2 separate regions of the Homo sapiens genome follow, and region 2 is linked to region 1. A link is an interaction called in ENCODE POLR2A ChIA-PET data of the cell type or tissue named here. Cell type or tissue: Caco-2. All regions are shown on one strand. Links, peaks and the distances in the headings refer to the core of each region. The heading gives the core; the rest is flanking DNA. Region 1 overlaps FAM168A (family with sequence similarity 168 member A). Region 2 has its middle 4.3 kb from the start of PLEKHB1.

The links. ChIA-PET counts read pairs that join two places held together with the same protein. Peaks named below come from ENCODE experiments on the same cell type or tissue, not always from the same donor. Only the 100,000 strongest peaks of a DNase experiment are listed, where the experiment ranks them.
Region 2: POLR2A ChIA-PET joins it to region 1 with 6 read pairs; 4 of 35 experiments call an interaction of 5 or more read pairs at or near these places.

What each region holds. Positions count from the first base shown.
Region 1 is chr11:73,552,766-73,558,147 of GRCh38, reverse strand. The region is part of intron 1 of FAM168A (family with sequence similarity 168 member A); the gene reads left to right. Among named protein-coding and RNA genes, the nearest start is that of FAM168A, 43 kb to the left of the region's middle. RefSeq lists a silencer at 4,224-4,448. In Caco-2, for the core only: no CTCF peak of the experiment used is centred there; a DNase peak (open chromatin) is centred at 2,947.
Region 2 is chr11:73,639,599-73,644,980 of GRCh38, reverse strand. It overlaps the pseudogene LOC100419713. Among named protein-coding and RNA genes, the nearest start is that of PLEKHB1, 4.3 kb to the left of the region's middle. In Caco-2, for the core only: no CTCF peak of the experiment used is centred there; no DNase peak of the experiment used is centred there.

The DNA.
Region 1 (5,382 bases), core at 188-5,187:
TGAAGTCCAGTTTATTTTTTCTTTGATTGCTTACTTTGTTGTCATAGTTCAGAATCCATTGCCAAATCCAAGGTCATGAAGATTTATCATGGTTGTATCCCTTATATTTAGGTCTTTAATTTTGAATTAAGTTTTATATGTGGTTTGAGGTAGGGGTCCAGCTTCATTCTTCTGCCTGTAGATATTCAGTTGTCCAAGCACCATTTGTTGAAGAAACTTTTCTTTTCTCATTGATTAGTGATTAGTCTTGGCATGTTGGTTGAAAATTAATTGGCCAGAGATGTATGGATTTATTTCTAGACTTGTGATTCTGTTCCATTGGTCTATATACCTGTCCTTATGCGAGTACCATGCTGTATCGATTACCATAGTTTTATAGTGAATTTTGAAATTGGAAAGTGTGAGTCTTCCAACTTTGTTGTTCTTTTTCAAGATTATTTTTGCTGTTTGTGGCCTCTTGCAATTCCATGTGAATATGAGGACTGGCTCTTCCAGTTCTACAAAAAGAGGTTTTTGGACTTTTGATAAGATCTGTAGATTGCTTTGGAGGTGACATCTTAACAATATTAAAATTTCCAATTCATGAATACAGGATTTTTAAATTAATAACTTAATTTTGGCCAGAGATGGTGGCTCATGCCTATAATCCCAGCACTTTGGGAGGCCAAGGCAGGAGGATCGCTTGAGCTCAGGAGTTCAAGACCAGCCTAGGCAACATAGTAAGACCCCATCCCTGCTAAAAATTAAAAAAAAAAAACTTAGCCAGGAGTGGTGGCACTATTGTCTTAAACAGTAACTCTCATTTCTCCCCTACCCCAGCTCCTGGCAACCACCATTCAACTTTGTCTCCATGAATTGGATTGTTCTGTGTATCTCATATGAGTAGAATAATAGTGTTTGTCCTTTATTACTGGTTTAATTCACTTAGCATAATATCTTCAAGGTTCATCATGTTTTGGTACGTGTCAGAATTTCCTTCCTTTTTAAGTCTGAATAATACTCCATTGTATGTATATACCACATTTTTTTGATCCATTCATCCATCAACAGACACTTGAGTTGCTTCCACCTTTTGGCGGTTGTGAATTTCCCATTGCTTTTTTTCCTCTTTTTTTTTTTGAGACAGTGTCTTGCTCCGTTGCCCAGACTGGAGTGCAGTGGTGTGATCTTGGCTCACTGCAACCTCTGCCTCCTGGGTTCAGGTGATTCTTGTGCCTCAGCCACCCAAGTAGCTAGGATTATAGGTGCGTGCCACCATGCCTGGTCAATTTTTGTATTTTTTTTTTTTTAGTAGAGGCAGGGTTTTGCCATGTTGGCCAGGCTGTCCTTGAACTCCTAGCCTTGTGCGATCCTCCTGCCTTGGCCTTCCAAAGTGCTGGGATTACCAACGTGAGCCACTGCACCTGGCCCTCAATTTTTTTTTATTGCAGTAAAATACATATAACATAAAATTTATCATCTCAATTTTTTGAAAGTGTATAGTTTAGCGTATTAAATACATTCATAATGTTGTGTGACCATCACTGTCAACTATCTCTAAAACTCTTTATCTTACAGATCTGAAATTTCTCTACCCATTAAACACAAACTCCCTATTGCCCCATTCTCCCTACCCCCCTGACAATCCCCATTCGATCTTCTGTCTCTGTGATTTTGATGACTCTGAGTACCTCATATAGGTAGAATCATATAGGATTTGTCTTTTTATTTTATTTAATTATTTAAATTATTATTATTATTATTAATTTGCTAGTGGTGGGATGGAGGGAATGGGTTCTCACTGCCTTTTTTTTTTTAAAAGTGACAATTCTCACTTTGTCATCCAGGAGGGACTGCAGTGGCACGATCATAGCTTATTGCAACCTCGAATTCTTAGGCACAAGCCATCCTCTTGCCTCAGCCTCCCAACCAGCTAGGACTACAGGCATGTATCACCACACTTGGCTAATTAAAAAAATTTTTTTTGGTAGAACCAGGGTTTCACTTATGTTGCCCAGGCTGTTCTTGAACTCCTGGCCCAAATGATCCTCCTGCGTCTGCTTCCCAAAATGCTGGGATTACAGTGTGAGCCACTATACCCAGCCCCATTGCTTTTTTTGTTGTTCTTTTGTCTTTGGCATGACACTGGGTTGGAGCTTACCAGCCCCATTGCTTTTTAATATAACAGCAAGCCTTCCTTTCTCTTTTTCTTTTTTTCCACAAATATTTATAGAGCAGCTTCTTTATGCCCACTATTTTTAGTATTAGAAGCCTGGCAGTGAACAAGACTAACAAGGTCCTTGGAGGTTACATTCTGTTGATAAGAATGGTTCCCTCTTTGGAAGCCTTGCCAGGCACTAGTTCTCTGATTTGCTGAGTTTATGATTAGGCCAGGTATCAACTGTGTGTCCTCACTTTGGACGTTGCAGCCCTTAGCCCCATTTTCTCTTTTTTTTTTTTTGAGATGGAATCTTACTCTGTCACCCAGGCTGGAGTGCAGTGGTGAGATCTTGGCTCATTGCAACCGCTGCCTCCCGGGTTCAAGCAATTCTTCTGCCTCAACCATCCAAGTAGCTGGTTTTACAGGCGCCCATGACCACGCCCAGTTAATTTGTTTTATATTTTTAGTAGAGATGGGGTTTCGCCATGTTCGCCAGGCTGGTCTCGAGCTCCTGACCTCAAGAGATCCACCCGCCTCGACCTCCCAAAGTGCTGGGACCTTAGCCCCATTTTTCCTTTGTGCCTTACTTTGGCATTTTCTCTTAGAGGCCTTTCATGAGCCCCCAGGCTGGATTGGGTGTTCCTCTTCTGCTCTAACCACCCATCACTTATCTTTATTATAATGCTGCCTAACTCTCTCTTCTACTGGAATGGTACCCTTGTTGACTGACTCATGTATAGCTGCTTGGCTTAATGGTAGACCAGATATTCAGGTCCTCTGAGACAGGCCCCTGATGACTTTTGCAACTACATCTTTCACCACAGCCTGCCTTGCACTTTGGACTCTAGCAACACTGAAATACATGTCATTTCCCAAGGCATGTTAAGCTGTTTCTATTCTCTAGGCTCTCCCTTTTTCCTAGAATGCCCTTTTCCTCTAGGCTAATGTCTTTCTCCTTTAAATTAGTCATCTTCAACAAAGGCTACCTTGACCTTCTCTTGACTTTGCCACATTCCTGCTGCTGCCTTCCTTCCATGGCCTTTGTCACGCTATATGGTAATTGACAGGTTCCATGATCTTGAGGAACTTATGGATTTTAGCAGTGGGTCTTAGCTTGCCATCTTCTTCACCCATCAAGTTTCATTTCTCTCTTTACTCATTGAACTTGGCTTTGCTGATGACAGACATTCTGAAATGAAAGTGACCTCCTGGGAGTCTGATGGGATTTCCTCTTTATTGCTCTCCCATTGTATTTCACCCTTGCATTTGTGTCAATTCTCAGTAGGATTAACATAATCTTTTTGTGTAAAAATAATATGCCTCTAATATGTTTCTCACCTAGCAGAGATTCTAATGATCTTAATTAATCCTGATGGCATTTTATATATTCATTTTTTGTCCTAAAATCTCCTTCACCTTGTTTTTTGGAAAAATGCCTGTTATGGAAAAACTAGAAAACTTGGCAAATAATATCGCTCTATATTCTGCCATGCAGAGATTACTTTTAAAACTCAGCATTTAGGCTTTTTTGAAGTTTTTTTTCTATTTATTTTATATAATTAAGATCATACTATAGGTAGTCTTTTGGAGTATTTTTTAATTTAACATTATATCATAAGCATTTTCTATTTTTGAGACAGGGTCTGGGTCTGTCACCTAGGCTGGAGTGCAGTGGCGTGATCACAGCTCACTGCAGCCTCAAACTCCTGGGCTCGAGATCTTCTGTCTTAGCCTCCCAAGTAGCTGGGACTGTAGGCGAACACCCCATGCCCAGCTAATTTAAAATTTTGTTTTTTGTGGAGATGGGTTCTCCCTGTGTTGCCCGGGCTGGTCTCGAACTCCTGGCTCAAGTGATCCTCCCACCTTGGCCTCCCAAAGTGCTGGGATTACAGGTGTGAGCCACTGCGCCTGGCCTCAGTCTTTATTTTTTTGGTAGTTTTCTTAGGATAAATAGGAATAGGGTAATTGGAGTGAAGGTATAATTTATTTTTATTTTTATTTTTTTGAGATAGGGTCTGGCTCTGTCACACAGGCTGGGGTGCAGTGACTGGAGTGCAGTGGCACAATCTCAGCTCACTGCAACCTCCGCCTCCTGGGCTCAAACTATCCTCCCACCTCAGCTTCTTGAATAGCTGGCACTACAAGTGCACGGCACCACACCTGGCTAATTTTTTTTAATTTTATTTTTATTTTTTGTAGGGTTTCACCATGTTGCCCAGGCTGGTCTTGAACTCCTAGGCTCAATCCATCTGCCTGCCTTGGCCTCCCAAAGTGCTAGGGTTACATACATGAGCCACTGCGCCCGGCCAGGTATAACTTTTTAAAGGCTCTTGATATACACTGTTGAGTTATTATCCTAGATCATTGCAGGGACTAAGTATTTGTTAAATGAAAGAGTGACTACCCGCTAGAAAGACTGTGAGTAGTCATGCTCTTTACAGGAGTAGACGAGTGGCTCTAACTCCCCATACTGCCTTTCATATTTGATCCTCTCAGTGTCCTCCATCCTCATTTGTTTACAGTGAGGGCTTTATCCTCTTATTAGTCAGACTTAATTGCTTTCTCTATGCTCAGGCCAGATGAAATCAGGTCTTTATTCCTTCTTTCCCAAAGAAGAGATACTGAACTTCTCATTTGGTCATGGTCTTTCTTCACCCTTCCATCATTTATTGGTAGCATCTTCTGACTTTGAGGGCCCTTCTTGAAACCATAGAGACTTGAAAAACTTGACCAATCCCTTAGGTAATATTTAAAATGTGGGAGGGATTAAGGTCTCGTTGAAAAAAAATCTAGAATTAGTTTCTGAGAGACCAAAGGGATTCTAATTCCTGCTCTACCTGGCTGACCTTAACCTTTGATCTCTCTGGGACTCTGTTTATTATCTGTAAAAAGGGCCATAATAATAACTCCCTTTCTTATCATATGGGCTTGATAGGATTAATTAATTTATAAAACAATATATTATTGAATGGCTACTTTGTAAAATTGTATGATAAATTAAATTCATTCCTTCAGTCATGCATCCTTTATTGATTGATTGATTGATTGATTGAGACAGAATCTCACTCTGTCACCCAGGCTGGAATGCAGTGGCGCGATCTCGGCTCACTGCAACCTCTGCCTTCTGGGTTGTAGTGTTTCTCCTGCCTCAGTCTCCCGAGTAGCTGGGATTACAGTTGTGTGCCACCACACCAGGCTAATTTTTGTATTTTTGGTAGAGATGGGGTTTTGCCATGTTGGCC
Region 2 (5,382 bases), core at 77-5,076, 87 kb before region 1:
GAAGTTTATATCAAGATGCAATTTGAGCAAAAGTAAAAGTGCTTATGAAAACATTTTAAATGGCCGGGCGCTGTGGCTCATGCCTGTAATCCCAGCACTTTGGGAGGCCAAGGCGGGCAGATCACCTGAGATCGGGAGTTCGAGACCAGCCTGACCAATATGGAGAAACCCCATCTCTACTAAAAATACAAAATTAGCTGGGTGTGGTGGCACATGCCTGTAATCCCAGCTACTAGGGAGGCTGAGGCGGGAGAATTGCTTGAACCGGGAGGCAGAGATTGTGGTGAGCCGAGATTTCACCACTGCACTCCAACCTGGACAACAAGAGCTAAACTCCGTCTCAAAAAAAAAAAAAAAAAAAAAGAAAAGAAAACACTTTAAAGTGATAATTTTACGCTTTTTTTTGTCTTTTTTTTTTTTTCCTTTTTCTGGAGAACGGGGTCTCGCCATATTGCCCAGGCAGGTCTCGAACTCCTGGGCTCAAGCTATCCTCCCGCCTCTTGCCTCCCTGAGAGCGGGATTACAGGCGTGAGCCACTGCGCCCGGCCAAAGTGATAATTTTAGTGAGATGTAATTCACCTACCATAAAATTCACCCTTTTAAAGTAAAAAATTCAGTGGGTATTTTTTTTTTTTTTTTTGATGGAGTCTTGCCCTGTCACCAGGCTGGAGTGCAGTGGTGTGATCTCGGCTCACTGCAACCTCCGCCTCACAGGTTCAAGTGATTCTCCTGCCTCAGCCTCCCGAGTAGCTAGGACTACAAGCGTGCACCACCATGCCCAGCTAATTTTTGTATTTTTAGAGATGGAGTTTCACCATGTTGGCCAGGATGGTCTCGATCTCTTGAGCTCGTGATCTGCCCGCCTCGGCCTCCCAAAGTGCTGGGATTACAGGTGTGAGCCACCGCACCTGGCCTTCAGAACATTTTTATCACCCTAAAAAGAAACCCTAGGCCAGACATGGTAGTTCACGCCTGTAATTCCAGCACTTTGGGAGGCCAAGGGTGGCGGATCACCTGAGGTCAGGAGTTCGAGACCAGCCTGTCCAACATGGTGAGACCCTGTCTCTACTAAAAATGCAAAAATTAGCTGGGCGTGGTGGCGCGCACCTGTAATCCCAGCTACTCAGGAGGCTGAGGCAGGAGAATCACTTGAACCCGAGAAGCAGAGGTTACAGTGAGCCGAGATCACACCATTGCACTCCAGCCTGGCTACAGAGCGAGTCTCCATCTCAAAAAAAAAAAAAAAAAGAAAAGAAAAGAAACCCTATAGTCTTTAGCAGTTACTCCCAATCTGTCTTCCCCCCAAGTCCCTGGCAAAATTAATCTGCTTTCTTTCTGTACAGATTTGCCTATTCTGGCCATTTCATATAAATGGAATCATGGGCCAGGCGCAGTTGGCTCACACCTATAATCCCAGTGATTTGGGAGGTGAAGGCAGGAGGATCTCTTGAGGCCAGGAGTTTGAGGTTATAGTGAGCTGTTACTGCACTGCTGTACTCCAGACTCAGTGACAGAGTGAGACCTTGTTTCTAAATAAATAAATAGTTTTAAAAAATAAATGGAATCATGCAATGTGTGACCCTTTGTGACTGGCTTCTTTCACTTAGCATAATGTTTTCAAAGTTTATCCAGGTTGTAGCATGTTATCAGTATTTCATTCCTTGTTTTTTGTTTTTGTTTTTGTTTTTGTTTTCAGACAAGGTCTTACTCTGTCACCCAGGCTGGAGTGCAATGGTGCGATCTCACTGTAGCCTCAACCTCTCTGGCTCAAGCAATCCTCCCACCTCAGCCTCCCAAGTAGCTGGGACTACAGGCACATGCTATCACACCTGGCTAATTTTTGTATTTTTGGCAGAGACCGAGTCTCGCTATGTTGCCCAGGCTTGTCTCCATCTCCTAGGCTCAAGCAGCCCTCCTTCCTCAGCTTCCCAAACTGCTAGGATTACAGGCCTGAGCCACTGCGCCTGGCCCATTCCTTCTTACTGATGAATAATATTCTATTTTATGGATATATCGTGTTTTATTTATCTATTCATTGGTTGATAGATATTTGGGTGATTTCTACTCTTTAGCTATTATAATACTGCTGTGAACATTTGTGTACACATTTTTGTGTGGACATATATATGCTTTATTTTCTCTTGGGTGTGAAATTTCTGGGTCATGTGGTAACTCTACGTTTAACATTCTGAGGAACTGTCAAATTATTTTCAAAGTGATTGCACCATTTTACACGCCCATCAACAACCTCTAAGAGTTCCGATATTTCTATGTCCTAGCCAACACTTGTTATTGTCTGTCTTAAGTATTCACTCCTTGTGTTTTTTATTTGCATTACCCTAATGACGAATGATGTTGGTTATCTTGTTTTTTTTTTTTTTGAGACGGAGTCTCGCTCTGTTCAGCCCAGGCTGAAGTGCAGTGGTGCGATCTCAGCTCACTGCAAGCTCCGCCTCCTGGGTTCACGCCATTCTCCTGCCTCAGCCTCCTGAGTAGTTGGGACTACAGGCGCCCGCCATCGCGCCCGGCTAATTTTTTGTATTTTTTAATAGAGATGGGGTTTCACCATGTTAGCCAGGATGGTCTCGAACTCCTAACCTTGTGATCCGCCCACCTCGGCCTCCCAAAGTGCTGGGATTACAGGCGTGAGCCACCGCGCCTGGCAATGTTGGTTATCTTTTCATGTGCTTATTAGACATTTGTATACCTTCTTTGGGGAAATGTTTATTCTAATCTTTTGTCCATTTTTTAATTGGGTTATTTGGCTTTTGTTGTTGAGATGTAAAAAGTTTTTAAAACTAATAAAATATTTTTCTAATTTTTTTTAAGGCTAGGGCGTGGTGGTATGCACCTGTGGTCCCAGCTACGAAGGAGGCTGAGGTGGTAGGATCGCTTGAGCTCAGGAGATGGAATGCACCACTGCACTCCAGCCAGGAAGTGTAATGGTTAGTTTTATGTGTCAACCTGGCTAGGCTATAGTCCCCAGTTACTCAATCTAACACACTAATCTAGGTGTTGCTGTAAAAATATTGTGTAGATTTGGTTGACCTATACAATCATTTGAAGTTAAGTAAAGGAAATTATCTTTGATAATTGGTGGGCCTCACCAATCAGTTGAAGGGTCTAACAAGCAAAACAGGTTTCCCTGAGAAGGAAGAAATTCTGCCTGTGGATTGAACTGTAGCCTCAGCCCCAGCCTGAGAGTTTCCAGCTTGCTCTGCAGATTTTAGACTTGCCAGCCCCCTCAATCATATAAGCCAATCCCTTAAAATAAATCTCTTTGTATATGTATATATCTCCTACTATTTCTGTTGCTCCGGAGAGCCCTGACTAATGCAGGGAAGAAGAGGATGTCTTCCTTCCATTAACTCCCAATTTGAATCAATTGGAAACACCAGGTTTGGGAATGAAGGAGGAAGGCCTGGCAGACAAGGAGATCTGAGGGGAGGGTGTTGAGAGCCTCCCGTCTAGAGGAAACGGTACCCCATGTCTAGAGATGGGAGGTGGTGAAAATGTTACCTGAACAATACTCCATCTGGATCATCAGATGAATAAGGACTTCTAGAAGCTCAAGTTTAATCACTGTTTTCTTTATTCTTTGGTTTTTGTTTTTTTGAGACAGTGTCTTGCTTTGTTTCCCAGGCTGGAATGCAACGGCGCGATCTCGGCTCACTGCAACCTCTGCCTCCTGGGTTCAAGTGAGTCTCGTGCCTCAGCCTCCTCAGTAGCTGAGACTGCAGGTGCGCACCACCACACCTGGCTAATTTTTGTATTTTCAATAGAGACAGGGTTTTGCCATTTTGGCCAGGCTGGTCTTGAACTCCTGACCTCAGGTGATCCACCCACCTCGGCCTCCCAAAGTGCTGGGATTACAGGTGTGAGCCACCATGCCCAGCCTCTTTATTCTTTATCTCATCTTTGTGATCTCTAGTTTTGAGATGAGGAGCTTTCTTTCAGCCTCCTGTACTCTCAACTAACAATCATGAGCTTTTAGTTCAAGGGAAATAACTTGGTTTTGAGAAGAACAAATGATCCTGTTGCACTGTGCTACAAGGTCTTTGACTTGCTTTCTGAAGGTCTTCAGCTCTTTATAACAGGCTCATCTTGGCATTTGCTTCAGAACTTTCTTCCTCTTGCTCCAATAATGACCTTCCCAGACAGATCATTTCTCAAGAGACGACACTGCTTTGTCTTGACAAAGTTCAGTCACTTCATTTCCTCTCTGCAGAAGATTTTGATCTGCACTTTCAGTCGAGGTTTGCTCAGCCTGAAGATTTTTCACCTGATCTGTCTTGGCTTTTCTGTTTTCTTCTTTAGCAATGTTGATGTAGAATTGATTTTTCTCCCATCTGGGATGTTTAAATGTACACTTGACTTTTCAACATTAATTTCTTCCTGGCTCCTCTTGTCTGGTCATAAATACTCTCTTCACCTGCAGATTCTAAGTTATTACCCATGTTCTCTTCTCCAAGGGAAGCTATCACATCTTTTATCTTTAGGCCAGGCATGGTGGTATGCACCTATAGTCCTAGCTACTGGGAAGGCTAAGGCAGGAGGATTGCTTGAGCCCAGGAGTTCAAGGGAGCAGTGAGCTATGAGAGCGCCACTGTACTCCAACCTGAGCAAAAGAGATCTTGTCTCAAAATAAATAAATAAACAAACAAACAGAAAAATTCTGCCCCAAACCAAGATTACTATTAACACATGTAGTATCACAACACACATTAACTCTCTCCCATTAATTCCCCAGGAGAGTAAATCTTAGTCTTACATTGTCAGATACTTCTCCATAGAATTTTGTTGCAGTGGGCCAGGGGTGGTGGCTCATGCCTGTAATCCTAGCACTTTGGGAGGCTGAGGCAGGTGGATCACTTGAGGTAAGGAGTTTGAGACCAGCCTGGCCAACATGATGAAACCTCGTCTCTACTAAAAATACAAAAATTAGCTGGGCGTGGTGGTGCATGCCTGTAATCCCAGCTACTCAGGAGACTACTCAGGAGGCTGAGGTAGGAGAATTGCTTGAGCCTGGGAGGCAGAGGTTGCAGCAAGCCGAGATCGCACCATTGCACTCCAGCCTGGGCAACAGAGTAAGTGAGACTGTCTCATTAGAAAAAAAAAAAAAAAAGAACTCTGCTGCAGCATCTTCTAGGTTTGTCCATGGTACAGATTCGTGGTGGAGGTTGCAGTGAGCCGAGACCCCGCCACTGCACTCCAGCCTGGGCGACAGAGTGAGACTCCATCTCAGAAAAAAAGAAAAGAAAAAAAAAAGAACAAATGAATGAGGGAGTGAATGAAGCCATCATTTGTCATCTATGAAGATTCACATATAATACTTTGTTGAATTGACAGATAATTCTTTTAGGAAAACTTAAAACTCCTTTC